Linked DNA regions of Homo sapiens: region 2 is linked to region 1. A link is an interaction called in ENCODE POLR2A ChIA-PET data of the cell type or tissue named here. Cell type or tissue: OCI-LY7. All regions are shown on one strand. Links, peaks and the distances in the headings refer to the core of each region. The heading gives the core; the rest is flanking DNA. Region 1 overlaps RERE (arginine-glutamic acid dipeptide repeats). Region 2 overlaps RERE (arginine-glutamic acid dipeptide repeats).

Region 1 (15,124 bases), core at 4,882-12,881:
GTAAATAATCCCACACTTTTTACTTCTCAGATGTGTCTTTGTGTAGGGGTGAGGACGGGTAGGGACTCTCAATACTTACTGATAACATGGGAAACTCAGGAATAGGGACTATTTTTTTGAGGAATAGGGATATTTTAAGAGGCCAGCCAGACAACAGGTCAAACAAAAGGAGAGAATCCGCCATTATATAGAGAACAGAGTAGGGAAGGAAGCTCGAGTTACCGTGTCACTGGAATAGCTTCTTCAGGAGAAACTGCCATCTGAAATAAAGTTTTGTGAAGGAAGTAGGAATGCCAGGACTTGTTCAGAGGAGTGCCTCTTTCCCCATTAAGCTCATCACTAGAAATTCAGCTGAGGGGCATTGTGCAGGCTGCAGCCATGCTCTCTAACAAACGGAACAACCACAACGAGATGTTCAACACTTCAGTGGAAGCATCTCTTCCAGCTATAGTTTAAAACTCTTCTTGGTTCACCAAAAGGCCGGAATGCCACAGGGATTAATGATATTTGATTGAGCTTCATCCACTCAGCAGTTTGCTTTTGGAGTGGGCTTTATGTTCTCACGAGCAATTTCCTGGTAGCAGGCACATAAGATTTTATTTTTCTTATTACTATTATTATTTTTTTGAGACGGGGTCTCACTCTGTCTCTCAGGCTGGAGTGCAGTGGCACGATCTCAGCTCACTGCAACCTCTGCCGCCTGGGTTCAAGCGATTCTCCTGCCTGCCTCAGCCTCCCGAATAGCTGGGATTATAGGCCCCTGCCACTGTGCCTGCCTAATTTTTATAGTTTTTTAGTAGGGATGCGGTTTCACCCTGTTGGCCAGGCTGGTCTTGAACACCTGACTTCATGATCCACCAACCTCAGCCTCCCAGAGTGCTGGGATTACAGGCGTGAGCCACCGCGCCCAGCCAAGATTTTGAAATTCAAATTTTTTCCTGTATGTGAGACCAGAGTTTTAATCAAATCTCATTTAACATGGGTAATTTTATATGACACATAAGTGGTTTTTGTTTATAGCTTAACAAAATTTTTTGTTTCTGAGAAGACTACTCTGTAATCTGGAAAGCTGATCACACTTGAGGCCGATTTTTTTTTTCTTTTTAAAAGATGTAGCTAACATATATTTTCTAATATTATCCTCACATGTCGCTAAGAGGTTGATGTTATTATTTTATCCATTTTTAAAGATGTCAAAATTAAGGCACAAAAATGATAAGTAACTCTCTCAAGGTCGCATACCTAGTAAATAGTAGAGCTAGAGTTGGAATCCAGGCAGTTTGACTCCAAAGTCCATAGTTTTTCCTACTTACCCTTTTTTCTTTTTTTCTTTCTTTCTTTTTTTTTTTATTGGAGGCAGGGTTTCACTCTGTCACCCGGACTTGTAGTGCAGTGGTGTGATCAAGACTACTGCAGCCTTAACCTCCCAGGCTCAAGCCGTCCTTTCACCTCAGCCTCCTGAGTAGCTGGGACTGCAGCTGGGACTATAGGCACATGCCACCACGCCCAGCTAATTTCTTAAATTTTTAGTAGAGATGAGGTCTCACTATGTTGCCCAGGTTAGTCTTGAATTCCTGAACTCAATCTTCCTACCTCAGCCTCCCAAAGTGTTGGGCTTACAGGTGTGAGCCACTGTGCCTAGCCTCATACTTTTCTTATAATTACCCCATACAGTATAATTACCTCTTATAAAAGTTGTTAATTTTGCCATGAGCTTTTCATTAAAAATTTATGATTTGATCAACTTCATTTGATTTCAAATTATCACTAAAATGTGTGCTTTTTGCATTAAATAGGCATGTAATTCTTCCTTTTATTCAGTTCCAATCCACGTTGACCTGTGATTATAAACCCCCATTGTGTTATAGAACTTGACAAATGTCTGCTTGTTCTGGATATTAGGCAAAGTATGAGAATCTGACTTTATTTCAGATCTTTTTATACGTCTGAAAGAAGCCTAGGTTGGATAGTTTTCAAACATTTGCAAATCATAATAGTATTTTATTTTTAAAAGAGTCTAATGGTAATAATAAATACGAATTTATTGATAAATAATAATAAAAATAAATAAGTTAATATTTATTCATTGCACCACCACTCCCAAGTGGGATCCAGTATTGATCATTGTTGTAGGTGTTTTGTTTTGTTTTAAGATAGTTGATTTATTCTTATAGCTAATGTACAACCTGGACTTCCCAGTCTTGATTTAAAATAAATTAGTGCCCTCTAAACTGTGAGAATGCTCTGGAAATTCAAATTTTTAATACTTTCTGTTTTGCTGAGTGAGCATTGAAAATGGATGTTTGGGCCGGGTGCGGTGGCTCATGCCTGTTATCCCAATACTTTGGGAGGCCGAGGCGGGTGGATCACGAGGTCAAGAGATCGAGACCATTCTGGTTAACACGATGAAACCCCATCTCTATTAAAAATACAAAAAATAAGCCGGGCGTGGTGGCAGGCGCCTGTAATCCCAGCTACTCAGGAAGCTGAGGCAGGAGAATGGCGTGAACCCGGGAGGCAGAGTTTGCAGTGAGCCGTGATCGCGCCACTGCACTCCAGCCTGGGCAACAGAGCAAGACTCCGTCTCAAAAAAAAAGAAAAAAATAAAAGAAAATGAATGTTTGTGATATTCCTTTTGTTGGCAGTTAAATGTTTGGAAGAGAGACTTGCAGTGTGTGTTTCAGCATTTATTTATTGATTTCATTCAACAAATATTTACCACTGCCAGCTTACTGTGTGCCCAGCCCAGGGGCTCCAGCAGTTGCCAGGAAGGCATCTGCATGTCCTCCGGAGTCTTCTGTTAGAAAGAGGAAACACATGGCTGTCTCCTCTTGTGATTCCATAGGTCTTTGCCTAAACCTAAGCAAGAGTAATTATTACAACCTACTTGATCTTGTCATTTTGTATGTTTTGTATCTGTACCAATTTGTAAGTTTCCTGGAAATAAGGACTGTGACTTATTAAGGTTTATTCTTTACATGTCTTGAATGTTCAGCTTTACTTGACCTGAATGTTCGGCAAATGCTGGCTCATTGTTAAAATAAGAGATTGAAGCACGAGTGAAAAGATCAGAACGTCCACTCCATGAGAACGGGGATCTCTGTGTTGTTTACTGCTGTGTCCCAGAACCTAGTATTTTATTTAGGAAGTTAGCAAGTTTTTCTGGAGTATTACCTTATACTATGGACTGTGTTCAGCACTGGAGATGCAAGTCTTAGACAAAGCCAATCTTTGTGTAAGAAGACTAGATGTGTACAGGAAAGGTGGATTTCCAATGAGAATTCTGAGTGACAGCCACAGTATGGGGAGGTAGATAGAGCAGGAGGATCTTTGTACCTGCTGTTTCTCTACATTATCTGCAAGTTGGAACTCAGAAACTTGGAGTGTCTGGAGCATCTTTGCGAGGTGGGAAGGTGTCCATGGTGCCAGACACTACACAGGGTTGAAAAGACGCAGGGTGAGAAAAGTTGATTAGCTTTGACAAGAAACAAGTCTGGTCCTAAAGGGAATATGTAGATAAACCTGCATCTTTATTCATATGTACTGAAAAACTAGCATACTATTACAGACTTACTTTCTTTAAAAAGCTCTTAAATTTTAGCCACTTTAAATATTTTGTTTTTGTGTGAAATTAGCACAGTCAAAAAACTTAAGAAATGCTAAAAAGAAAGAACATAATCTAGTGTGACTTTACGCTGCTTTGCGGAGAATGAGGCAAGAGTAGGGGTCCTCCTGGCTGGGTTGGAGTCTTGGCTTCACCACCTGCTGGCTCAGTGTGGTGAACATCTTTACTTGATCTTTCTGTGCCTCAGTTTCCTCATCTGTGAAGTAGGGCGATGATAGCTCCTAAACCGTAGATTAAATGAGAGAATACTTTCCCCATAGGATTAAGTAAGATAATGATTGCATGGAATGTCCTGAGCACTGGGCGGGGCCAAACATTCCCTAAATGTTTGCTTTATGGGAATATAGGGGAATCCTATTCCTATCTTTGCCAAAATATTTTCTGCCTTGCCTGCCTCCCTCTCCCAGAGTGAGTAGAATAGGGGTTGGGATAGGGTGGTCTTGGATGAGAACAAATTCCTGCGCCTACTGAAATGATGGAGTCTCAGTGCCCCTTTCCTGACTCTTCTGTGGGAGATAGTCAATGAGGAGCTTGCCTTGGATCGATTGTGTCCTGTCTGTTATTTGGTGCAGTTAGCTAACTATAATTGTTGTTGTTTTAGCTGCATGAAAGCGGTTACGATGCTGGCAAAGCCCTGCAGCGCCTGGTGAAGAAGCCTGTGCCCAAGCTCATCGAGAAGTGCTGGACCGAGGACGAAGTGGTGAGCAGGAACCAGCATTTGCCTTGTGCTCTGGGGCATCGGGCCACCGGCGTCTCAGTGTGTGACCTCCCTGCTGCTCAGGGAAAGCAGAAGCTTCAGTCATGCAGAATGGCTGTCCGTGGCAGCGCCAGGCAGGAGGATGGGGCCCTTCAGCCCCTTAATTGTACAGAAAGACTTGATTTTATTAAGATTAGGCTTCATAGATGTCGGGAAAGATTGTCCAACTTTCATGGAAAGAAAGGAGAAATTGATAGTTACTCCTAAAAAAAGTTAATTTGAACTTGTTTTTGGTGCAAGCTAGCTTGTGATACCTCCCTATTTAAAGACAGCATGTTAAAACCCGTGGACATATAACCTAAAGTAGGGTTGGTGACTTGTCTTTTTTTTAATCATAATTATTTTAGAGAAGGGGGTTTTGCCGTGTTGCTCAGGCTGGTTTTGAACTCCTGGGCTCCATCAGTCCTCTTGCCCCAGCTTCTTAAGTAGCTGGGACTGTAGGCATGCTCTACCATGCTTGGCTTGGTGACTTGTTTTTATAGGGCTTGTAAGACCCCTGACCTCCTTAAAGGACATTGATTACAAGCGGGAAGCAGAGAGTTGATGAAATAAATATGCTGGATTTTACATACTGATTGTATTGCTGTGGCCTGTTGAAGGAAGTGGGGGGAGAGAAATGTGCCCACAGATACAGCCTTGCAAACCCATGGATTCCCATCCAGCAGACAGTTTTAATGAAGCTACATCTCCATCTTGTGACTTGTAAAAGGCATTGCTGTAAACGACTTACGGATTTCTTGTGCTTTTGCAAATACAGTCTTCAGTATGAATGTTACCGCTTGACATTTGCCTTTCAGGTCGAATGAAATTTAAATGAAGGCTGGCACTAATACACCTATTGATTGCAAGTTCCTCTCCTGTATTTTAAAATATGCTAAGAAAGAATGTTTAGAAATTGTATGTGCTTTCCTGATCCCGCTCTTTCATTGATTCAGCAATATTTACTGAGTGCCTGCTTGCGTGCCAGGTGTTGTCCCTCCTTGGGAGTCTTAAGTTTTAAGAGGGGAGACCTTCATAAATGAGTATGTGCCGGGGGTGGTGAAGCAGATACAGAATAGGGTAATGAGGGAGAATCAGCTGGGTGGGGTACTGTCTTAGCTAAGGGAGGATCAGGAAAGTCCTGGTAAGTAACATTTAGATGAGACCTTAGTAAGGTGAGGAAGGCAGCCTTTTGGATATTAGAGAATTCTGGGCCCTAAGGTGAAAGCATGCTTGGCATGTTCAAGAAGTAGGCAGGAATGTTTCTGCAACACAGCAAGGAGGGGAGTGGTGGGAGGGGTGCCCTAGAGGGAGCAGATCAGGTGTGACCTGTTGGCCTGCTGTCAGGGCATGGTGATGTGCCCCACATGAGCAGCTTCTGAACAGAGGAGTGACTTGCTCCGACAGTGGGGCTCACACTGGCCGCTGAGTCCGGTGGTCTCTGGGGGTTGCTGCACACCAGGCTGGGACTGGTGGCTGGGTGGTGTGGCAGCAGTGGTCGTGATAAGAAGCAGCGAGATCCAGGCTGCACCTTGAAGGTAGAGAAAAGAGAATTTGCTCCTAGAATGGCTGTGGGTGAGGGTGGGCAAGGGCTGAGGAATGGGAAAAGCTAGGCGGAGCTGAGATGCACTGAAATGGCCCTAGGGTTTGGTAATGGAGTGCTTGTTGAATAGTTCCTTAAGACTTTAACTTTATCAGACTTACAGAGTTCATGAAGCTGTTTTAAAACAAACAAAACCATAAAAATCTTAACGTTATTATTAAAGAGAAAGAAACATCTTAAACATTTTAAAATGTTTAGACAACGTTAAATTCAGTTTTGAGAAGTCGTAGTGATACTGTTTTTTTACTGTAAGCCTGTTTATGTGAGGAGTGGATAAGAGATCTGATTGACAAGGTTTTAAAATTCTGCGAAAAGCCTGTGTGGAAGAAACACATAAGGAGATGAAAAGGATGGAACAAGTGTATAGACTGTGGTCGTTTAACCACCCTTTGTGAGATTGTCTTCAGTCCTCTCAGCCTGGCCTAGGCGGCCTCAGGGCCTTGTCAGCTTGCAATCCATGGCTGCTTCTGCTTCTGCATTTCCCTCAGTTCCTGGCCATCTCCTCTCTCTTCAGTCTCCATGCCCTTTGGCGTCCTCTCTCCTTCCCCACTTCCCTGCCTCTTCTTGGTGTCTCCCACCCTCCCCACTCCTCACTCATGCCTCCCAGCCCCTCGCTAGCCATGGCTCTCCTCTCTCCCTTCTTTCATTTCTCTTGTGACCTTTCATTCCCTCTGGAATTTTAAAAATACACAGCCAAAGTCCTCTCTTCCTGCTGAAGAGAAAGCTGCTTTCCTTTTCCTGCAGCGCCTGCTTGTAACATCAGGCAGCTGTTGATTGTCTCCCCATTGCTGCTGCTTGAGGATTTGTCGCTGTGAGCTGAGAGGGAAGTTTTGCACATCAGAAAGAGCCTGGTTTATTTTGAAAAACAAAACAGGACTCCAAAGTGGTGAATATTTTGAGTATGGAATAATGATCCTTAACTGTATACATCCGTATCCGTTTGGGGTCATTTTTATCATGTTTGCTTCTTGGTTTGAAAAATGTCTTGGCAGCCATCCAGCCCTTGTAGAGCCTCAGGATCAAATGGTTCCCTTATGTGTAGGAAGTGAAGCTTCACTTTGAAAACCTCAGCAGTGAAGAAGAGAGACTGACTGAATAATTGAGAGGTTGAAGGAAGCTTCTGGTGAATGGATCCAAATCAAATCTTTGAAGAGATTTATGTGGCAACAAGGCAGTCCCCTCTTTACCCTCGCCTGGCTTTGGCTGTGAAAAAACACCTGCTGTGTTCATGTGGCCCCCTTCTGTTAAATTTACCACATTTTCTCACCTCAGGAATCACAGGAATAAGCAAAACAAATGTGTTCCAGCTAACATAAATACATGGGCCTACCTCCCCCTTTTTTCCTCCCAGTTTTCTATATACTTGGAACATTCTAATTATTATTTTTATTATTATCATTACTATTTTTTAAGAGATGGGGGTCTTGCTATGTTGTCCAGGCTGGACTCAAACTGTTGGGCTCAAGTGATCCTCCCACATCAGCCTCTGAGCAGCTGGGACTACAGGCAAGCCACAATGCCTGGCTACTTATTACTAAACTTCGCTGCCGCTGGCATATTAATTTGTTCTAACTACCCAGTGTCTGATCTGACTACAACAGTCTTGATGAACGGGTTTCCCTTGGCATTTTTACATGAATACTTTGAAGCAGCTGCTCTGTGAGAGGGTTGGTGAAATAAGCACCTGAAGGTGTGAGTTCCCTGCTGTGCAGCGGACAGGCTGGGCCTCTGCACCTCCTGGGCCTGGCAGGCCTGCTGCTCTATGAAGAAACTAACCTCTCATGCCAGTGCAGACCCTACTCGTTCTCCAGTCTCAGCTCGGTTCCTGGCCCATCCCGCGGCCAGTGCTCCCTCTTCGCACTGTCTCCCCTCTGCGCGTCACTCGCTTGGCAGTTCATCCTCTGCCTCCTCGTGCTGACTTCTGATCCCCAGCTCTTCATTCCTTGCGGTCTTATTTCTGAGTTGATTGTCCTCCGAGTTTGTAAACTTATTAAGGGTAAGGACTTAATGATGAAGATAGTTTCTCTCCATATGAGAGGCTTGAAGAATATTGATGACTCTTTGTTCAAGGTAATCCTTTTAAAAAGTTCTTCACTATAATTGAGTGTCTTCAATCCAGCATTTTAAAACTTTTAATAGTTAATAGTTATGAATCAGCACATTAAAGAGAAAAACTTTTACATGCCTCAGAAACCAACCTTAAAAATTTTACTTTTGGAGCCTGGTCAACACAGCAAGACCTTGTCTCCACAAAAAAATTAAAAACATAATAAAATAGCTGAACATGGTGCCATGTGCCTGTAGTCCCAGTTACTTGGGAGGCTGAGGTTGGAGAATCGCTTGAGTCCAGGGGTTAGAGGCTGCAGTGAGCCGTGATCATGGCACTGCACTCCAGCCTGGGCAACAGAGCAAGACTCTGTCTCCAAAAAAAATAATAATAATAAAAGTACTTTTGGAAAAAGCTCACACATTAAACTCTTTCTTCTTGTTCTTCCTACTCCTCCTTCTCCTCTTCCTCCTCCTCCTATCACCTGACCTCTTTTTCCTAGGTCTTTCAGATAATCATGAATTCTGGAGATCTTAGACCTCAGAATCACACAATAGGAGGCCTTTCATCTCAAACTCTCAGTTTATTTCTCTGACAGTGTGCGTGTATGATGTTCCTAATTGAAGTTGCTTTGGGGCTGAGACACTTCAAATCTTGAACTGAAGCCAAAATGTGCCAGTTTCTGTCAAATTCTGTACCGGATACTGCAAATTAATTTTGCTTTTGCCGAGTGTCTGTGAGCAACACCTGGGTCATGTCTTTCAGGCTAAGTAAACTTGGTTTGATCAGAGAAGCATTTTGGAAGAAATGCTAGGTCAGTTTGTGAAGCTTTAAATACCAAGGTATGGGTAAGGGTGGAGCCAAAGTAAATGGCTGCCTTCTGCCTCTGAGAGTTACATTGATGGTTAATCAATTTCACATATATTATGCTAAAAATACTGTTCCTTTTCAGGAAGTCATCCAGATTGGTAGAACTTAGGAAGATAAAGAGGAGGAAATAGAGATTAAAACATTAAAAAAAAAAACCCAAACAAAACAAATCTTAGATTATTAGGTTTTTAATTAAACATGATGAACACATTCAAATATAACATAAAGGCCCCAGGCTGAACTGCACCTAATCGAAACAGATTAAGTCACCCTTCCATGCTTGGGTGGTTATTAATTCTGTTTATTTATGCATGCGAGCTGAAGGTAGCATTTGCTGCTGTTGTGTTGGTGCTTATTGCACTGGGATTCCGTTGCCGCTTGATGCTGTGCTCTTAATTAGCATTCAGCTGTTGATTATGGAAATACTGGGGATGCTAATTGAATTCTTTTTAAAATTCAGGGCCTGCATTTTCCTTGTGGAGTTTGGTTTGACTTGCAAGATTGTAAGATTGGGTGCTCCAGTGAGCTGTGCATCTCACTCTTTGCTTCCTATCCACTTAGCTGCGTTTTGGTTTTTAAAATTATTTTCATGTTGAATTCGCTTTCCGCAACAATCCAGGTGTTGCACAAAGTGAAGGTTCTGTTGCTTACCATGTTACTACAGGGTGTTTTTATTTCATCTTGGGTAACTATAGCTTTTATCTTGAAATACACTACCCATTAAATATTTTATATCAATTTTGATGTAATACATTGAGGTGAACAATCTAGATACAAATAAGCTCTGAAATTTTTATCCAAAAATAGTTAATCTGTGGTAGTGATAAACCTTAATTGGCCATGTACATGGATTTATTTACAAGCTCATAAATTTTAAAACATCTAAATCTTCCTTCAATTTAAAGCTCAGTCTATCATAAATATAAATGAAAATCCTTCTTTCAAAATTGACATGAGATGGCAAAGTAATTTTCTAAATATTTGTAATCCAGTGAACCCGTGCGGCCGGTCAAGGAATTACTTACACAGAATACACACAACTATTTGCAGGGTGTCTTTCCCCAGCAGCATCTCCAGATGCCTTTGTTATGCCCTTTTTGGAATGTCTGCTTGAGAAAACATTGTTTTCATTGTTCACTCTTTTCAAGCTAGGCATCTGAATGTGCCAGAAGACGGGGCTGCTTAGTGGGGCAAAAATACAATGAATTTTATTTACTGTTTGCATGGCAGCTGAGGAAAATGGAATTCACAGCAAAATCCCCGTTAAGATCCAATAGCAGCAGGAGGTTGTGGAGGTGAAAACAGCAAGGAGGACAATGACAAAGAGGGAGAGAGGCTCTCAGAGCTTGTAGTTATGGTTACGTGGATTTCAGATACTAATAATCTTGGTGATTTTGTTTTAAAATTTTACATCCACAATATAGGGGAAGGGTTAGTTATATTTATTTTAGGAATGGTAAAATTTCCAGAGTTGTTGACCATTTTATGTAGTCATTCAAAAATGATGATAGGAGAGTCTTGTAGGTCATCTAGTACGAACCTTTTCACTTTCTTATTCTTTTTAGGGTTTTGTGCAGATTGTTTTTTTTATTGTTAGAACAACATCCTAAAATCATTAAAGGGAATTTAAAACCTCACCACTAACACGTCGTCTCACAGTGTCTGGCTTCATCGTCTCATTTGCTGGCTTCTTGCTCTCTTCTGGTCTTTGTTTATGTACGTACGTGGTTTTATGTCATTGTCAACTTACGTATGTGTACAGGTTTGCATACATGTGAGTTGAGTCAGAACATTGAAATTATCTTTCTAAAGAAATTATAACTTGAAAATTTTTACAATTCATTTGGAACCTTTGCCATTAACCCAAAATATAGATACAATGTATCTACTGCATCACATAGTAGGTACTTAGTACATTTTAAATTGAATCACAGTAGATTCTCCTCTCTACTAACCACCCTTCCTCCAGTTTTAAATGACAGTGGTACTGTTTCTTATGAAGAACTAAATTTGTATATATGAGAGTAGGAAAAATAAGAGAAATAGAAATGTTGATATATTACACGTATGTACATATTACTCCATATTATGTATTCTTAATGTGACCTATAGTGAGAATTAGCCCTTAATATTAAAAAAGAAAAATGTAGATTCAAGTGAGATTTGCCTGAAGTTCCAACTATTAATAAAATTGGACTATTTTTCCTATGGTTAATTCCCATCGGCCTTTGAACCAAACCCTTGCTTAAAGAAGTCAATAGTATGGATAGAATGGAGTTTATTGTCAAGTCCTTTCGGAAATGAGACAGCAAATTAAAAATCAATTATATGCACAGAAAAGTTGGTGTAAGGCAGTCAGTTCTGTCAATTAGTTTGCAGAAAGATTCTACTGTTTAACAAGCTCTAAAGAGAAATGTATTTTTAAAACCCTTTAGTAAATGAAATAGGACAAGCATTTTATTAGAAGGGAAGAGATATTTCAAAAATGTATTTCAGTAGTTCATGTCAGTAGAAGTCGCCTCTGGGATAAATGTACAGATTCAGCTGTGACCTTTCCATTCACATCCACGGCTCACTACTTTCTAGGCTTCCTCTTTATGCTGTGGTCAAAGAAGTTAGTATGCCCATTTTGCTCTTTGTGTTTAACAAGATTATTCTTTTCTTAGTGTCTTTAACCGGTACTTTTTTTAAGTCCATCATCCCCAGCCCTACTTTTAGATTAAAAAAATAAAAGCCAGCATACCTTGTGCTGTTCTTTAGGGCCGTGTGTGTGTATGTATATGTGTGTGTGCGCGCATGCGCACACGTCTGTGTTTAGACATCAGGGCTATACAGAGACCTGGAAAGTAACCCCACATTGAATATAAGCACACCTTAAATTACTCCTGGCTGCTTGGGATAATCTTTTTAAATCGAAGAGTACTTTTGACGGTATATTTTTCATTTTTGCTTGAGCGGGGAGTAAGGGGAGTAATGGGGGGAGTCTTCAGCTTGAAAGATTAATAAATACTAGAGCAGTGGGTTATTGAAGCCATGTTTCCATCTCATTTTCAAGGGCATGTAAAAAAATGGAGATAGCATACACTTTCAGCCACTCTCTATCATCTTTCTCTGTTCATTTAAAAAATGAGAACAAGGCACAAGGGGACTTGAGAGATTGCATTTGTTCTCCCATAGACAGTGGTTATTTTATAAACGAAGAGGATGGAAAACCCTTTTCTTGTGCAGTTTCTTAGCAACAGAATTGGAGTCAGTTTTAATGCGTGTGCTTAGAACATTCTACGTATAGTGACATTGGAGTCTTACATTTTCACAGGTGAGACATATTACATTGGTAACTGGAATTGAATGTTGGGAGAAGGAAACAGGAAGTGAAAAATGAGAACCCTACCATGAGAGGAAGTCATTCATTTAAAGCTACCTCCTCTCTCCTGGCATACTTCTGTCTTAAATCTAAAGTCTCCCTTAGGCTAGGCGCAGAGGCTCATGCTTGTAATCCCAGCACTTTGGGAGGCGGAGGCAGGGAGATCAAGTGAGGTCAGGAGTTCAGGACCAGCCTGGCCAACATAGCGAAACACCGTCTCTACTAAAAATACAAAAATTAGCTGGGCGTGGTGGTGCGTGCTTGTAATCTCAGCTACATGGAAGGCTGAGGCAGGAGAATCACCTCCCCAGGAAGCAGAGGATGCATTGAGCCAAGATTGTGCCACTGCACTCCAGTCTGGGTGACAGAGCAAGACTCTGTCTCAAAAAAATAAATAAATAAATATATAAAGTAAGTAAGTAAGTCTCCCTTAGGTAGAAGTAGTGATGGCCTTGGTAGCCCCCTAATTGCCATCTTCACTAGAGTGCCAGCCTATTTTGTATCTTCTCTAGTAGTGTTTTGTTATTCTTTTCCTAACACCCTGCATGCAACTAATTGACACTTAGATTTGATTTTGTTTTTGCACTTGCCTTAAGACATTTTTCCGAAGTACCTTTATATAGGTGAATTCTAGTGTGTTTTCCACATTTATGAGGCAAAGTACTGAGCTATCAGGAAGCAGCATGTGTTTGGTGGTTATAAGGGGAGAAAGACAGTGCCTGATATTGGCCTCACCACCTGAGCATGGGGCCTCAGGATCTGTCTGTCTGGCTCTGCATTCCTTGCAGAGGAGTTTGGTGTCGGTTTGGCTCTTCCTGTGATTGTTGACTGTGTGAACATGAAGATAGAATGATTCCTTCCTACTTACCAAGTTTCTCATTCAGTTCTGATTTTAGCTCACTAGTTGAAATTCATTCATTCTTTCATTCTGGAAATATTGGTAGAGCATTGACACTCTGCCAGGTGATACAGCAGTGAACAAAACAGACAAAATTCTCTGCCTTCATGGAGTTGAGATTGTAGTGGGGAAGGAGGATAGATTAAAACAGTCTTGCTAAGTGACATGTATAGTGTGTTAGTCCTGAAAAAATTAAAAGCAGGAAAGTGATAGGAAATACCAGGTAGAGGGGTTGAACTTTTTCTTAAGGTAGCCATGGAGAGTTCACTTTTGAGTAAAGACCTTAAAAAGTGAGGAAGCTAGCCTTGCAGATACATAGGGGAAGAGAATTCTGGGCCAAGGAAACAGTGCAAAGGCCCTGAGGTGGGAGCATGCCTGAGTGTGTTCCAGGAAGAGCAAAGATGCCCCGGAGTGGATGGAGAAGATGAAGTCGGAAGGCCACCAGGATCTTAGACCAGAGATGTTCACTCCTATTTTGTACCTCACAGTTAAATTACATTATCAAATTAATGAGGAATTCTTGAGGGCTGTTCTGTTTTCTCCTAACATTGTATCTCTCATAACAGTGTTTTTACGGCTTCAGTTATGTAGGACTCTGAGTCATGCATTCCTCTGACTTCTGCAGCTGCTCATTGTGTCAAGATTGAAGCGTTTTTGTTTTGTAACTGGTTTAGACAATATTTACTACATAAGTTTACTATAAATTCAGCATTTGTGAGAGGAGCTGTTTTTCCTGAGTAGGAGCAAGAAAATACCTGGAAAGAAAAGTGTACCTGCTCTACCTCTATCTTGGAGCAGTCATTACTCTTGTTATCAGCCTGTCCTGACAAATTTTAATTCAGGAAGTGAACACTGTGGAAAACTTAAAACTGTAGATGTCATGCTCTGAATTATAACACCTAATGAAAAGAGTCATCTCAAAAATCTTCCTTTCTTGAGTCAAATACCCTGGCTTTGAGACTCAGCTCAGGGGAGAGTCCCTCTAATACTGCTGTTTGACAGAAGAGGCCAGCTTCCCTTGTCGGCCGGCATTTGCTTGCTCTAGGCCTGTGGTGATTATTCTTAATGTCTGGAGGATGGATGCTACGTGCACTGACTAACTAGAATGCTGGGCCAAGCTTAATGTTCCCTAGTAGTGTTCTGATATTCTTCTTTCCCCAACACTCGTTCTTCTGAGAGGTTAGGGTGCTCACGAGGCACTTTAGAATGAGGAGTGGCCCATGACTGATGAAGGCCGGGACGTCACTGCATTTTGCAGGCCCTGCTGCACCAGGTTGGTTTGACAAGTTCATTTAGGTGCCTCCACACAAAACTAGGAAGTCTTGAGGGCAGGGTTGTAGTTTAATTCTTTTTGTATTCACAGAACCTGGCCCAGCACCTGGAGCAGGATTGATAATAAGAAAATATCATTTGAGTGGGTGGAACAGAAGAGAAACCTCACATTGCTTCAGTGCAGTGACCTCTTTGGCTGAGCTCTTGAGCTGCCACCGTCTAGGGAGAATTAATTAACTGGATGTGTCCCTGTTCTTTTCCTCTCAGTAGCTTGCTTTGGAAGGAGCAACCAACTCCTTCCAGTTTGTGGTTTTATTTTCTAAATTCCAATTAAAAAAACTCGTTCATTGCCAACATCACCTGATGTGTACTGATGATACGTGTGGTTGAGATGTTCTATTATGGGAGAATGAGTGATGGAGAAGGAAAGAGCTCAGTGGGCAGCACAGGTGAATCTGGCTGTTCTAACACACCTTCCCATACAACTCAGCACTGTTCCCCCAGTTCAGGAATCGTGCTCCCTTGTGATCTCGCCACTGCACTCCAGCCTGGGTGACAGAGCGATACCCTGTCTCTAAAAAATAAAAAATAATAATAAAAAAAGGAATCATGCTGCTAAGAACACCAGGAAGATTGTTATTCTGAAAATAGGAGGATGCCCAGAGTTGCCCTGAACAGCTTCGTCACCACTGCCCCGTGTCCCTCCTGG
Region 2 (15,124 bases), core at 2,736-10,735, 230 kb before region 1:
TCCCTTTGTGCCTCTGTGTTTTAAGATTGAGACACTGAGTAAAAGTTGAGAACAGATTTAACAAAGTCCTCACAATTCTGTGCCAAAATTACTGTTTTGAGTTCTGGCTTTTTTTTTTTTTTCCTCTTTCTGGAAACTCCAAATTTAAAGTAGACATGATTTGAAACCTTACAGATGGGAACAATATCCCATGTAAGCACGTTGATCTGTGGGCAATTATTTCCAGAAGCACAACCAACTCTACATTTTTATGCATGTGTTAGACTTGGGCTCTGAGAGGCAGTTGCCTTTCTGAATATTTACATTGCCTAGTAAATTACACAAGGCAGATTTTTAGATGCTTAACAGCAGCTTCACAATAGTGTGGGGGCAGCAGAGTTGAGCTTGTATTTTTTTTTTCTAACTCTGTAATTTAGTAGTGTTTAAACTATTTTATAAAGATCCCTGGGACCAGTGAAAGATGGTTTTTCAGTCCAGAGCAGTTGAGCGCTCATTGTACTCCGGCAGGCGCTGGCGCTTGGCAGGCTGCACTTGAAATGTTATTTGATCTGGTTGCATGATAGAATTGACCAAGATTACACTTTTTCCCTCCCCGTGGCTGATGAAAGCAATGCATCTGCGAGAAGTGTTCAATAACATATTTAAAGACTTAACCCACATTCATTCACTCTAAGATTTCCAGAAAAAGGCCGTTTAGATTTTTGTCTTGTTTTGTGGTTTTTGCATTTATGAATTGAGGCAAGAGCTGACGTAATGTAGCTGTACCACTTCCTTTGTGTGTGTGTTTTTATAGCGTATAGGATATGTTACAATCTACATGGTTGTGATTATTTTTGAAATGCCTGAGAGAGGGAGGGAGGGAGTGTGTGCGTGTGTGTGTGTGTGTGTGTGTGTGTGTGTGTGTGTATTCCCCTCACCCCCATCCCGGTGCCTTCAGCTATATGGCAATTCATTTTTTACATTGTAGGTTAGGGGAGGGAAGACTGTGATGGTAAACCCCATCAACGTATCAGTAAGGCTCAGTGAATTGCCTGTGTGTGATGCAGACTAGCTTTTCATTTTAACTAGTGCAACTGTGTACAGCTGTTAGGTCAGAATGCATTGGCTGCTCCTACAGGGTAGTTTTATCTTACACTGAAGGTTTTATGGACTTGACTGGTTGTGTTTCTTAATCCCTCTCCCATGCCACCGTGCTTGCTTTTAAGCAAGTGATAGAACAAGACAAGCTTTTGTTTACTTATTTAATAGTTGACTTGTGAGAGATTTATTTTTGATTTTGAGGAAATTGGTAAACCATGTAACTTATTAGTAGGTATTATATTTACCATGCTTTTCCAAGGCCAAAGGGTTTTGCTTGCTATTGTGTAGGCTGAGAAGCCGATGGAGCCATCCATTTTATAATGACATAGGAAGCCAATATTTTGTGTAAAAATCAACAATGAAAAATGGGTTCTTTGTTAACTAGTCTAGGATTAGTTTGTAAAACTCAAGCAGAAATAAATGTTGGCATCATTGGAGATAAGGTGGCTAGAATGTTTCCCCCTTGTCTCTTACCTCTCGTTACATTGTACAAAAGGACTTGAGCAACCCATTGACCAACAGCAGTTTGGCCATGGGCTGGGTGGCACATAGAAGCTTTTAGACGTGTCTGCTCAGGGGCATGTGTGGCCAACTTGATATTTTATAGTGTTATTGTTTCAAGTTATTAGAAAGTATTTATGAGTAGATTTGAGTCTTTTCAGGCTTTTCAGGCTGTAACATAGATTGTAATGTGACTGACATGGGTTCTCAGTGGTCTGGTCTCTTTACTGTCTGCTTTCCTGTTGAGTAGATACTACTGTCCAGAGCTGTTATTATCTACTGCATTTATTTTTATTTTTATTTTTTTTGAGTTGGAGTCTCACTCTGTCACCCAGGCTGGAGTGCAATGGCATGGTCTCGGCTCACTGCAGCCTCCGTCTCCCGGGTTCAAGTGATTCTCCAGCCTCAGCCTCCTGAGTAGCTGGGACTACAAGCGTGTGCCACCACGCCTGGCTAATTTTTGTATTTTTAGTAGAGATGGGGTTTCACTATGTTGGCGAGGTTGGTCTCGAACTCCTGACCTTGTGATCCACTCGCCTCGGCCTCCCAAAGTGCTGGTATTACAGGCATGAGCCACTGCGCCTGGGCTATCCATTGCATTTTTAAAAAGGAGCAAAAGTCGTAGAAACAAACTTGATTGAAATCTGTTTATGACTAAAGCTGATATTATAAATGTGGTACCTTTGTGTCAGAGGCCCAGTTTGCTGATAGAAGATGGGGGCTGAGGGTTGTTGGGGCGGAGTGGGATCTCGTGGGGGTGGCTGGGTAGAAAGAGAGCTTGTCTTAGACTAAGATACTTTTTAATTCATTGGAGAAATTGGTCCATCTTCAGACAACCTGGAATGAAGCAGTAGAGTGCAGTATTTTCTAGAAAACGTGATAATTTCATTGTAACTTATATAGAAAATGTTTTCTCTAATTAAAAGAAGTTAAAACATTCAGATTGGCAACAGACTGCTGAATCCAAGGAATAATGGAGGGAAGTAGGTATCCTACATCCAATTCAAACAGGTTATATCACAAGTTCATTTGTAAGTCTTTTTCCAGGTTGTTATCCAATTCCACATATTAATGATGATTGGGGTCTTAGACTTTCCCTCTAAAATCTAATTAATCCATGAAATAGTTGACATACTTAAATATTTGTAATAAAACAGAATAATGTTGATGCTTAGTCAATAGGAAAATTAGCATAATTTTACTCAATTTTTAATGTTATCATTGAACTCTGGTGTAATTCATTAATTTATTCAGTACAGCGTAGTGGTAAATAGTTAGGCTGTCTGAGTTTGAGTTCTATTCTTAGTTTACCACTTACTCACTGTGATACCTGGGGTAAGTTATTTAACCTCTGTGACTGTTTTCTCATACCAGAAAATAATGAGTCTACCTAGAGGGTTTACGAAATGCTTTAGGACCATGCTTAGCATGGGAAAACAGTGAATAGTTAACATAGTGAGCACTAATTATGTACTAGGTACTGTTTTAGTTGCTGAAGATACAAAAAAGATGAAGTCTCTGTTCTCATAGCATTTATTTTCCAGTGGAGGAGGACAAAACAAATAAAAATGAGCATGATGATTCGTGAAACTTACAAACATAATTTCTGAGCAGGTTAGTGAGCCATGATTGCACCACTGCACTCCAGCCAGAGTGACAGGGCAAGACCCTGTCTCATTGAAAAACAAAAAAGAAGAAAACATTTAATTTTAGAGTATTAATCAGAAGCTTCTTGTTAAGATAATAAGAATATAATGGGTAAGTATGGGAGATCATTATAAAAGTAAAGTGTTGGGGCCAGGTGCAGTGGCTCACGTCTGTAATCCTAGCATTTTGAGAGGCCCTATTGGGAAGATCTCGATCTCTGGAGTCCAGAAGTTCAAGACTAGCCTTGGCAACATAGCGAGACCCTGTCTCTATCTATTAAAAAAAATAAAAATAGAAAAAGTAAAGTATTTATGCTGTTAATGATTTGAAATAATCACTTGTTCTAAAGCTGAACAATTAGATTTGTTTCTCATATCTTGTTTTCCACAAGATGAATGAGCTTTTGTAGTTGTAGTTTTAAGAAAGGGTCCATTTATATGTGACTGGTGGGCTTCAAAGGAACAAAAGAGTGTAAATATACTGTGCATTTGAAAAATCGCTTAAGTCAAAAGCCTCCAGATGGTGTGTGCTGCTGTGTTCACAGCTGTATTTACCAGTAGCTCACCACATTATCTACCAATAATTTTAAAATAGCTGGGTAGAAACAGTGGTATATTCAGCAGTAGTGACTTGTGTGCCTTTTAATAAAATGACAGTGAAAGTACCTCCTTTTGCATGTTCTTCAGGATTTCTTAGTTGGGGCAGTTTATGTTTTGCACAAACAACCTGAGTTTACATACAGAAGCAGATAACCAAGTTATTTTTATGTGGTGGTCTCTCAGGAATGAGGCTGGGGAAATTCTGCCGATCTGTATCACTCAAAGATGTTTTTGTTTTACTCACCAGCTTTATAATTTTAAACATTTAAAAAATGTTAAATATAGGCTACTCTGCCTAAGGAATAGCCGTTCTTTATTCCTTTGCTTTCTTAATAAACTTGCTTTCACTTAAAATGTTAAATATATGTAATTGATAACTTATACATAAATAATATTATAAGGTGAGTCTTGTGTGATGACATTCTTTGGCATTACCAACAAAAAAAGACAGGCCTTTCAATACCCAGATCTACTCCCTAATATGAACTTTTTTTTTCTATTCCAAAGATTTAATACAAGTTCTTTTGGAAGGACTCAAAATTTTAAGTCTTATTATTTTTGGCCACAGACACTACTGTTCATTTGCTTAGTAAAGTGAATGGCTTGCATAAGTTACATGTAAAACATAGAAAAAGAGTTTAGAACATTATCCAGGAACTTTAGAAAGTTGTGTGTGGTAGGTTGGGTGTGGTGGCTCGCGCCTGTAATCCCAGCACTTTGGGAGGCCGAGGCGGCGGATCACGAGGTCAGGAGATCGAGACCGTCCTGGCTAACATGGTGAAAAACATTTTGTAAAAATACAAAAAATTAGCCGGGTGTGTTGGCGGGTGCCTGTAGTCCCAGCTACTCGGTAGGCGGAGGCAGGAGAATGACGTGAACCTGGGAGGCGGAGCTTGCAGTGAGCTGAGATCACGCCACTGCACTCCAGCCTGGGGGACAGAGTGAGACTCCGTCTCAAAAAAAAAAAAAAGTTGTGTGGGGGGGGTGTGGTTGGGGGAAGAAAGATACATGTGTATTTATTTATTAATTGATTAAATTATACAGAAAAACCTATATCTAGATTGAACATTTGAACAATTTTTTCTTTTTGTTTTTGCTGTTTATTTCTTACTGTTACCTTCTTTTTTGAGTGGTAGGAAAATGACGCAGACAAGTTTTCATCTTATGTGTATGTTTTTTGGCTATTTACCTAGGCAGCTTCCTTAGCCTGTGCTCTTTCCACAGATCATAATTCTTAACATAGGTTAGAGTAAATGTTCAGTAATGAAATATTCACCTTTCTCAATATGTTAGATGTTCATGGAAAGGACTCTTAACAGTATTTACTCTTAAGTGTGTTGGGTGCAGGAGCAATTTGAGTTTGGATCTTATTATTTTTTTCACTAGTACCTCCATTACATTTTATTTACTTTTTTTTTTTGATAATTTCAACTGTTTTTATTTTATTTTTTATTTTTGAGATGGAGTCTTGCTCTGTTGCCGAGGCTGGAGTGCAGTGGCGCAATCTCAGCTCTCTATAATCTCTGCCTCCTGGGTTCAAGCTATACTCCTGCCTCAGCCTCCTGAGTAGCTGGGACTACAGGCGCCTGCCACCATGCCCTGCTAATTTTTGTATTTTTAGTAGAGATGGGGTTTCACCGTGTTGGCCAGGCTGGTCTCGAACTCCTGACCTCAGGTAATCCACTCGCCTCAGCCTCCCAAAGTGCTGGGATTACAGGCGTGAACCACCGCGCCCAGCCTTGTTCGTTTATTTGTGAGAGTGTCTCACTCTGTTGCCTAGGCAGGAGTTCAGTGGCACAATCTCAGCTCATTGCAACCTCCACCTTGCGGGTGCAAGCGATTCTTTTGCCTCAGCCTCCTGAGTAGCTGGGACTACAGATGTGTGCCACCACACCTGGCTAATTTTTATCTTTTTAGTAGAGATGGGGTTTTACCATGTTGCCCTGGCTAGTCTCCCAACTCTTGAGCTCGGGTGATCTGCTCACCTCTGCCTCCCATAGTGCTGGGATTACAGACGCGAGCTACCGTACCCAGCCTGTACCACATTTTCTTTATCAGTCCATCATTGGTGGGTTCCTAGGTTGATTCCATGTCTTTGGTATTGTGTATAGCGCTGTGATGAACATACGAGTGCATGTGTATTTTTGGTAGAACGATTTAATTTCTTTTGCATGTATACCTGGTAATGGGAAATCTCCAAACTGCTTTCCACAGTGGCTGAACCAATTTATGTTCCCACCAACAGTGTATAACTGTTCCCTTTTATCCACAGCCTCACCAGTGTCTGTTGTTTTTTGGCTTTTTAATAATAGCCATTCTGACTGGCGTGAGACGATATTTCATTGTGGTTTTGATTTGCATCTCTCTGATGATGAATGATGTTAAACATTTTATCATATTTGTTGGCCACTTGTATGTCTTCTTTTGAGGAATGTCTGTTAATGCCTTTTGCTTAGTTTGTAATGGGGTTATTTGTTTTCTGCTTGTTGTATTGTTAAAGTTCCTTATAGATTCTGGGTATTAGACCTTTGTCAGATGCATGATATTTAAATATTTTCTGCTATTTTGTAGGTTGTCTGTTTACTTTGTTGACAGTTTTGTTTTTTTGAGTTGGAGTCTCACCCTGTTACCCAGACTGGAGTGCAGTGGCGTGATCTCAGCTCGCTGCAACCTCCACCTCCCAGGTTCAAGTGATTCTCTGCCTCAGCCTCCCAAGTAGCTGGGATTACAGGCGCTCACTACCATGCCTGGCTTTTTTTTTTTTTTTTTTTTTTTTTTTAGTAGAAATGGAGCTTCACCATGTTGTTCAGGCAGATCTCAAACTGCTGACCTCAGGTGATCCGCCCCCCTGGGCCTCCCAAAATGCTGGGATTATAGGCATGAGCTACCATGCCTGGCCCTTTGTTGATAGTTTCTTTTGCTGTGCAGAAGCTCTTTAGTTTAATTAGGTCCCAGTTGTCAATTTTTGTTTTTGTTGCAGTTGCTTTTGAGGACTTAGTCATAAATTATTTCCTAAAGCCAAGGGTCGGAATGGTGTTTTTTAGGTTTTCTTCTGGGATTTTTACAGTTTGTGGTCTTGCATTTAAATATTTAATCCACCTTGAGTTGATGTTTATATATGGGAAAAGGTAGCGGTCCAGTTCTGCATATGGCTAGCTAGCTATCCCAGCACCATTTTTTGAATAGGCAGTCCTTTACCCATTGCTTGTTTTTGTCAGCATTGTCAAAGATCAGATGGCTGTAGGTTTATGACTTTATTTGTAGGTTCTCTATTCTGTTTCATTGGTCTATGTGTCTGTTTTTGTACCTGTACCCTCCTGTTTTGATTACCGTAGCCTTATAGTATAGCTTGAAGTTGGATAATGTGATGCTGCCAGCATTCCCCCCCCCCCCTTAGGATTTCTTTGGCTCTTTGGGTACTTTTTTTGGTTTCATATGAATTTTAGAATTACTTTGTTTAATTCTGTGAAAAATGACATTAGTAGTTTGATAGGAATAGCATTAAATCTGTAGATTGCTTAGGAAAGTGTGGTCATTTTAATGATTCTTCCAATCTATGAGCATCAAATGTTTTTCCATTTGTGTCATCTGTCATTTCTTTTTTTTTTGAGATAGAGTCTCGCTTTGTCACCCAGCCGTGAATGCAGAGGTATGATCTTGGCTCATTTCAACCTCTGCCTCCCGGGTTTAAATGATTCTCCTGCCTCAGTCTCCCGAGTAGCTGGAACTACAGGCATGTGCCACCACGCCCGGCTAATTTTTGTATTTTTAGTAGAGATGGGGTTTCACCATATTGATCAGGCTGGTCTTGAATTCCTGACCTTGTGATCTGCCCGCCTCAACCTCCCAAAGTGCTTGGATTACAAGCGTGAGCCACCCCGCCCAGCCCACCTGTCATTTCTTCTAGCAGTGTGTTTTAGTTCTCTTTGCAGAGATTTTCCCCCTCCTTGGTTAGGTGTATTCCTAGTTATTTTCTTTCTTTATGGCTATTATAAATAGGATTGCATTCTGGATTGGCTCTCAGCTTCAACATTATTGGTGTATAGACATACTGCTGAGTTTTGTACATTGACTTTGTATCCTGAAACTTTTACTGAAGTTGTTTATTGTACCAGGAGTCTTTTGATGGCGTCTTCAGGGTTTTCTAGGTATAGAATCATATTGCCAGCAAAGAGCAGTAGCTTGACTTCTTCTTTTCCTGTTTGGATGCCTTTTATTTCTTTCTGTTGCCTGATTGCTCTGGCTAGCACTTCCTGGCTCTTTGAATGGAAAAGGAGAACTAAAAGTGCGGAAAATGTAAGGATTAAAGCAATCTGGCCTTTTTTTTTTTTTTTTTTGGGAAAGAAAATTGGTGTTGTTCAGTTTTGCTAACAGGCCTAACATTTAAGCATTTAGATAAGTAGCATTTTATTTTATATGGTAGATTAAAACATTAAAAAATTTTAAAACATTAAATCAGTAGACTAGTTTTTAGAATGGTTTTGGGTTTGCAGATAAATTGAGTAGAAAGTACAGAGTTCCCGCATCCCCCCTAACTCCCAGTTTCCCCTATTAACATCTTGAATTAGTTTGGTACATTGTTATTGTTGATGAGCCAATATTGATACATTATTTATAACTAAAGTCTATAGTGTATGTTAAGGTTCACTCTTGGTGTTATACATTCCATGGGTTTTGAAATGTTTCATAACATGCATCTACCATTACAATATCATATAGAAGAGTCTTTACTGCTCTAAACATGCCCTATGTTCTCCCTATTCATCCCTCCCTCTCTGCCCCCAAGCCCCTGGCCACCACTGATCTTTTTTAATATCTCCATAGGTTTGCTTTCCAGATGTCATATAACTGGACTCATACAGTATGTAGTCTTTTCAGATTGGTTTATTTCTCTTAGCAAAATGTACTTAAGGTTTCTCCATGTCTCTGTGAGCATGATAGCTCACTACTTTTTATCACTGATAATATTCCATCATGTAGCTGTGCTGAAGTTTATTTATCTGCTTACCTACCGAAGGACATCTGGATTGCTTCCAGGTTTTGGCAATGATGAATAAAGCTGCTTTAAGCATCTGTGTGCAGTTTTTTGTGGTGAGATAAGTTTTCAGCTCCTTTGAGTAAATATGAAGGTGTGTGATTTCTGTGTCCCATGGTAAGAGTATGTTTAGTTTTGTAAGAAACGGCCATGCTGTCTTGCGAGGTGTCTCTAGCATTTTGCATTCCCACAAGCAATGAATGAGAGTTTCTGTTGCTCCACATACTTGCTACCATTTGGTGTTGTCAGTGTAGTGGATTTTAGCCCTTCTTAGTTATTAAATTTTTTTTTTCATATAACTGCTCATTTCCGATGCCAGCTCTGTTACAGTTTTTATTTTTCTCTACTATTTGTCATGGAGCAGGAGAAACGAGGACCATAAATCTTATGCATTACATGTGCCTCATACTCTGTCTTGTAAGCGGAAAGCATAAACTTTAGATGTAAAAAGGAATAATACAATCTAATTAGATTTTTAAATGGGCATAATTCTGGTAGAGTGATAGGTTAGGGTTCATGTAAAATATGCTACACTAAGCCCTTTGTATTCTTGGCTTCTGTGTCCACGGATTTAATCAACTGTGGGGCAAAAATGTTTAGAAAAAAGCACAAATTAAAAAATATAGCGTTTATATTATATTAGGTATTATACGTAATCTAGAGATTCTTTTTAAAGTATACCGGGCCGAATACGGTGGCTCATGCCTGTAATCCCAGCACTTTGGGAGGCCTAGACGGGCAGATCACTTGAGATCAGGAGTTAGAGACCAGCCTGGCCATTATAGTGAAACCCTGTCTCTACTAAAAATACAAAAATATTAGCCAGATGTGGTGGTAGGCGCCTCTAGTCGCAGCTACTCGGGAGTCTGGGGCGGAAGAATCGCTTGAAATGGGAGGCAGAAGTTGCAGTGAGCTGAGATCACACCACTGCACTCCAGCCTGGGTGACACAGTGAGACTCCATCTCAAAAAAAAAGAAAAAAAAAAAGTATATGGGAGAATGTGAGTAGGTTATATGCAGATACTATACCGTTTTATATACGAGTGTCTGGATATTGGTATCTGTGGAGGTTCTGGAACCAGTTCCCCTTGGATACCGAGGGATGACCGTAGTATGAATTTGTTAGTGGTTCCATGTAAGTGTTATTTCCCCTCAGTTTCCCTGTGTTCTTCGTTTTCCAAAACATTTCATTTTATAAAACAAAGGGATGCTTTTCAGTTTTTAGAAATAAACCCATTCTGCTAAGGTCCTTATTTGCTAGATCTATGTAGAGTTAAATGTTTGTATTATTTTCTTTCTTTATTGAGGACCATTTATTTTAATGATCAAGGAACTCAGAAATGCAGAAGATTTGGTCCTGTCCTTGGAGCTTGTAATATATCCAGTAATAATTGCAGCAGTGCATATTCAGGGGCTTACTATGCAACAGGTACTGTGCACTTCTTAGAGGAGGTTAGAACTACTTCCAGGGTAAGCTAAGTTAGAGCGTTTGACTCTGCATTTATCCAGTACTAGCTACTTGTTGGAATTTAACATCAGCCTAATTGTGGCATATAAGTACCCAGTGCCTTGGTTGTTAAGATGATTTGGATAGGCTCTCCTGATGGTTATGTAGTTCATTAATTCTTGTTACAGGTCCTTAACTTTATTTTTATCAGGGACTTCTTTGAGTATTGGTGTAATATATGATCTTTCTCCCAGAACATAATTTGTGACTGTTTGAGTACATAAATTGCAGATGGTTTATGTAGCCTTTGAAGCCTATCCATGAACCCTCTCATTAAGAACTCCTATTCTGGTGAGCCCTAGATCTATGTTTGAATGACTAGGAAGGCTTTGCATTTCTTATTTTTGGCAGGTTTGCTTTACTTATATTGATTTGAGGCCATTGACTTGTGCGAACACTTGTGGAACAGTGTTTGTGTGTACTGAATGGTTTATAAAGGGGTTCCCAAGGCTGCTGTTGACCGTATTAAACTGCTTTCTTTATGAGGACATAGAGATAAACTTTTCTTAGCTCTTAGTACCAAAAAAAACCAGACCTTCTGAGCATGTGGTTTGTTTTCTAACTTACAGATTTAGAATCCTGTAACTCATCAAGTTTCCTTTGAGCCATTTGCTTGTAAAATTTTGGCCGGCCGGGCACGGTGGCTCATGCCTGTAATCCCAGCACTTTGGGAGGTGGAGGCGGGCAGATCACAAGGTCAAGAGATCGAGACCATCCTGGCCAACATGGTAAAACCCCGTCTGTACTAAAAATACAAAGATTAGCTGGGCGTGGTGGTGCGCGCCTATAGTCCCAGCTACTCAGGAGGCTGAGGCAGGAGAACTGCTTGAACCTGGGAGGCAGAGGTTGCAATAAGCCGAGATTGCACCACTGCATTCCAGCCTGGTGACAGAGCGAGACACCGTCTCAAAAATAAATAAATAAATAAATAAAAATAAAAAATAAACTAAAATTTTGGCCACATCTAACAAAAGGTACAAAATGAACATGAATACATACTTTTATGTAGCAGCTCATTCATGGTTTCATCTTTTAGATTCTCCTCCTCTTCTATTTTTTCCTTTGTTCCAAGGAAAAGAGAAGCAAATATTGTATAATTAAAAGTAAAGGCTTTGTAGCCTGTGTGACCCGTGAAACTAGGTGTGTGACCTAAGGAAACTATCCACAAAGGTAAATACTTAATACTTCTTAGCTATTATTCTCCACCAAATACCCTCATCTGTTCTTAAATTTTATTTTACATTGTCTAAATCTCAGTAAGCTACCTTCAGCCCCCTTTAAAGCCATCCTTTCAAACTATCTTTCTCTCTCGATACAAAGATTTAATTTCTGCCTAGAGACAATCAGTAAAGAAATTGTGTAGGCGAGTGCCGTGGACTGAATTGTATTGCCTCAAAATTCCTATGTTCAAGCCTTAGCTTTCCGTTCCCCAAGTGCTATAGTATTTGGAGGTGGAGCCTTTGGAAGGCAGTTAGGTTTAGATGAGATCCTGAGGGTGGGGCTCCTCATGATGTGATTAGTGTCCTTATAAGAAGAGGAAGAGAGACCAGAGATGACCAGTGCTCACTCTGACATGTAAGGACACAGCCCCAGAAGGTGGCCATTTGCAAGCTAGGAAGAGAGCCCTCATTGAGAAAGTGAATCTGCTGGCACCTTGATCTTGGACTTCTGAGACTCCGAAACTGCAAGCGATAAATTTTTGCTGTTTAAGCCACCCAGTCTGTGGTATTCTGTTATGGCGGACTAATACAGAGCATAAATTTTATACCTGCAGAAGATGATCAGTATGTTACTACAGAGACTGAGCTTTTTGAGAACGAAATGAGGATTATACTTCTCTTGGCAGAAGACTTTAGACCTACTGAACAGCCTTTACTGGCCTCTAGTTCCATCCTTACAGCTGCCTTCTGAAGGAGGCAGAACAGATGTTAGCCTCTCAGGTTACACAAAATGAGATGCAAGTGTAGGGCAGTTCATTGAGTTTCCCACATTTACAGTTTACATTTTGGAAGTGGCTAACTAAGCCTGTTAGTAGTTTTTTTTTTTTTTTTCCTGTATCCATTGCTCCTTCGATGGGCACCTTAATTTGTCAGTCTTATAATCGCTTTGCTTAGAAGAATATAACCTTTATTTTTAGTCCCTGTGGTGATTTGATTTTCAAGGTGAAGAACTCTCTCACTTCTCACATTCTGGCATGGGAACTGAAACTTCAGTGGGGAAATTATTGAATTATCTTTCCTGTCTCAGGGAAAAAATATGAATTCCTTGGCCTGCTGTTTAGATTTGAAGTATAAAATTTCTTTGAAGTGTCATAACTCTAAGAAATGTGATATTACCTGAATTAGTACTTGTGATATTGTATCCTTTCATTTTTATACAGGTATTGGTTTGTTACTCAGTCTTGCTGATGAATGTCTGTAATAGGATAGAGGAGTTATTTGTGGCTATCTACAACCAGAAAATTGCTGTTTATTTTAGTCAAAGTGATTTGAGTATGTCTTCATCAAAGGGATAAAGCAGGAATGCCAGAAACTATAAACTTTAGTCAACTAAAGAAGAAAAACAACCAAACCAAAGGCCAAAAACTCCATCCTTAATTCTGCCCTTCATTCTGAAAGAATTCTGAGTCTCTACAAAGTTTATATTCATAAGCTGTCAGAACATACTTAATTTGCTCCATTTTCCATTGAAATTTCAACAAAGAAACTAAAAAAAAAATCAAATTTTTACTTGATAAAACTATTTCTTTAGATTAAAAGCTTGGAATAGATTTTTAAAAAAGCTTTATTGAGAGAAAATTCCTATACGAGATAGCTCACTCATTTAAAAAGTATACAAATCAATGGTTTCCAGTATATAGCTGTTCCTTGACTTAAGATGGAGTTGTGTCCCAGGAAACCCATCCTAAGTTGAAAATACATGTCGAAAATGAATTTAATTCACCTAATCTACCAAAATCCATAGCTTAGCTTAGCCGATGTTACACATGCTCAGAACACTTGCATTAGCCTACAGTTGGGCAAAATCATCTAACATAAATCCTATTATATAAGAAAGTGTTGGATATCTCATGGTATATATGTATGAGTGGATGAATGGATGGACAAATGGACAGACAGATAGATGTTTTGCCCAGTGGCACGATCATAGCTCCCATGCTCAAGTTATCCTCCCACCTTAGCTTCTGGAGTAGCTGGGAGGCTACAGGTGTGTGCCACTATGCCTGGCTAATTTTTTAATTTTAATTTTAATTTTTTTTTTTTTGAGATGGAGTCTTACTCTTTTGCCCAGGCTGGAGTGCAGTGGTACAATTTTGGCTCACTGCAACCTCCACCTCCTGGGTTCAAGGGATTCTTCTGCCTCAGCCTCCCAAGTAGCTAGGATTACAATAGCAGGTGCTGCGCCCAGCTGATTTTTGTATTTTTAGTAGAGACGGGGTTTCACCATGTTACCCAGGCTGGTCTTCGACTCCTGAGTTCAGGTCATCCGCCTTTGCCTCCCAAAGTGTTGGGATTACAGGCATGAGCCACCATGCCTGGCCTTAAATTTTTTGTAGAGATAGGGGTCTCATGTTCTCCAGGCTCCTCTCAAACTCGTTGGTTCAAGCGATCCTCCTGACTTGGCCTTCCAAAGTGTTGAGATTATAGGCGTTAGTCGCTGTGCCCTGAACTGAAAGTGAAAAATGGAATAGTTGTGTGGTTACCTAGAGTATGTTTTCCACTGAATGCGTATCACTTTTGGACTGTTGTTAATTTGAAAAAATCGTATGTTAGACCCTCTTAAGTTGGGGACCATCTGTGTTCATAGAGTTGTGCAACCAGGACCATATTATTAGAAATAGATTTTTATATGGCAGTTCTTGGTGATTAATTGAATGCTGTTAGATAATCTTTTTGTGTAAATTTGTACTTCTGTGAATAAGAATATAACTAAACTAAAACTAAATTTGTACTTCTGTGAATAAGAATATAAGATGTTTTACTTTGCAATATATAATTGGCTTAAGGCATTAAAACCCTGCTTTTGTTTACTGTGGTCTGACATAAGGGAGTTAACTTCAGCTTAAGGTTATTAAATCCTTCAATGACTGATGACTCCCTTCAAGTTATGTATGACGAAGCAATTATGAATATGGTGTGAAAATGGGATGTAATCTCTTTCAACACATTATTTGGAGAAATTACGACTCTCCCCAAGTATTGTATATTCAAATATGTTAGACACTGACCATTTTCAGCAGTTTGTTAGAGAATTTTTTATTTATAGTAGAAAGTCAGAGTCAGCCTTTATGTCTCAGATTTGGTGAGTTTCTCAGTGTTAATTCCCAATTGGTTAATAAACGTCAAATGGAGCTTTAAGGCTCCTGGGCAAGTCCATTCACTTATGCAGTTTCTTAGATGCCTGTTTCATACATTGTCCTTTTATACTTCCTCCTTGGCCTCATGGTGGGCTTCCTACTTGCATGAGAAAATCAGAACAGTCTTAAGAGCCCTTCTGCAGACTCCTACCACATCTTGCCACCTTCCAGGGCATCCTGTGCTTTCCCCACTGCTTGTGTATAGACCAGCTGTTCAGGGAACTCTCTGAGGCGCCACCCGTGCCCTCTCACATAGTAATTTCCTGTCTCTCATAATGTTGATGTTTCATTCTCTGCTGGATCTTTCCCAGCAGCATACAAACATGCCGCTTTTCTCCAATCTTAAAACAGATACAAACTCCCGTATTTGGATCCCACTTACTCTGCCAGCTATTGCT

Evidence for each region. ChIA-PET counts read pairs that join two places held together with the same protein. Peaks named below come from ENCODE experiments on the same cell type or tissue, not always from the same donor. Only the 100,000 strongest peaks of a DNase experiment are listed, where the experiment ranks them.
Region 2: POLR2A ChIA-PET joins it to region 1 with 5 read pairs; 5 of 35 experiments call an interaction of 5 or more read pairs at or near these places.

The regions. Positions count from the first base shown.
Region 1 is chr1:8,455,126-8,470,249 of GRCh38, reverse strand. It overlaps RERE (arginine-glutamic acid dipeptide repeats), which reads left to right. Exons shown (of 23, transcript NM_001042681.2): 11 at 4,227-4,325. Among named protein-coding and RNA genes, the nearest start is that of SNORD128, 32 kb to the left of the region's middle. RefSeq lists an enhancer at 9,725-10,622. In OCI-LY7, for the core only: a CTCF peak has its summit at 5,086; DNase peaks (open chromatin) are centred at 5,059, 6,999, 8,739, 12,269 and 1 weaker place; H3K4me3 peaks cover 2,807 bases; H3K27ac peaks cover 6,881 bases.
Region 2 is chr1:8,687,070-8,702,193 of GRCh38, reverse strand. The region is part of intron 1 of RERE (arginine-glutamic acid dipeptide repeats); the gene reads left to right. Among named protein-coding and RNA genes, the nearest start is that of RERE, 120 kb to the left of the region's middle. RefSeq lists silencers at 876-975, 8,730-9,024, 14,889-14,938 and an enhancer at 11,015-11,515. In OCI-LY7, for the core only: no CTCF peak of the experiment used is centred there; no DNase peak of the experiment used is centred there.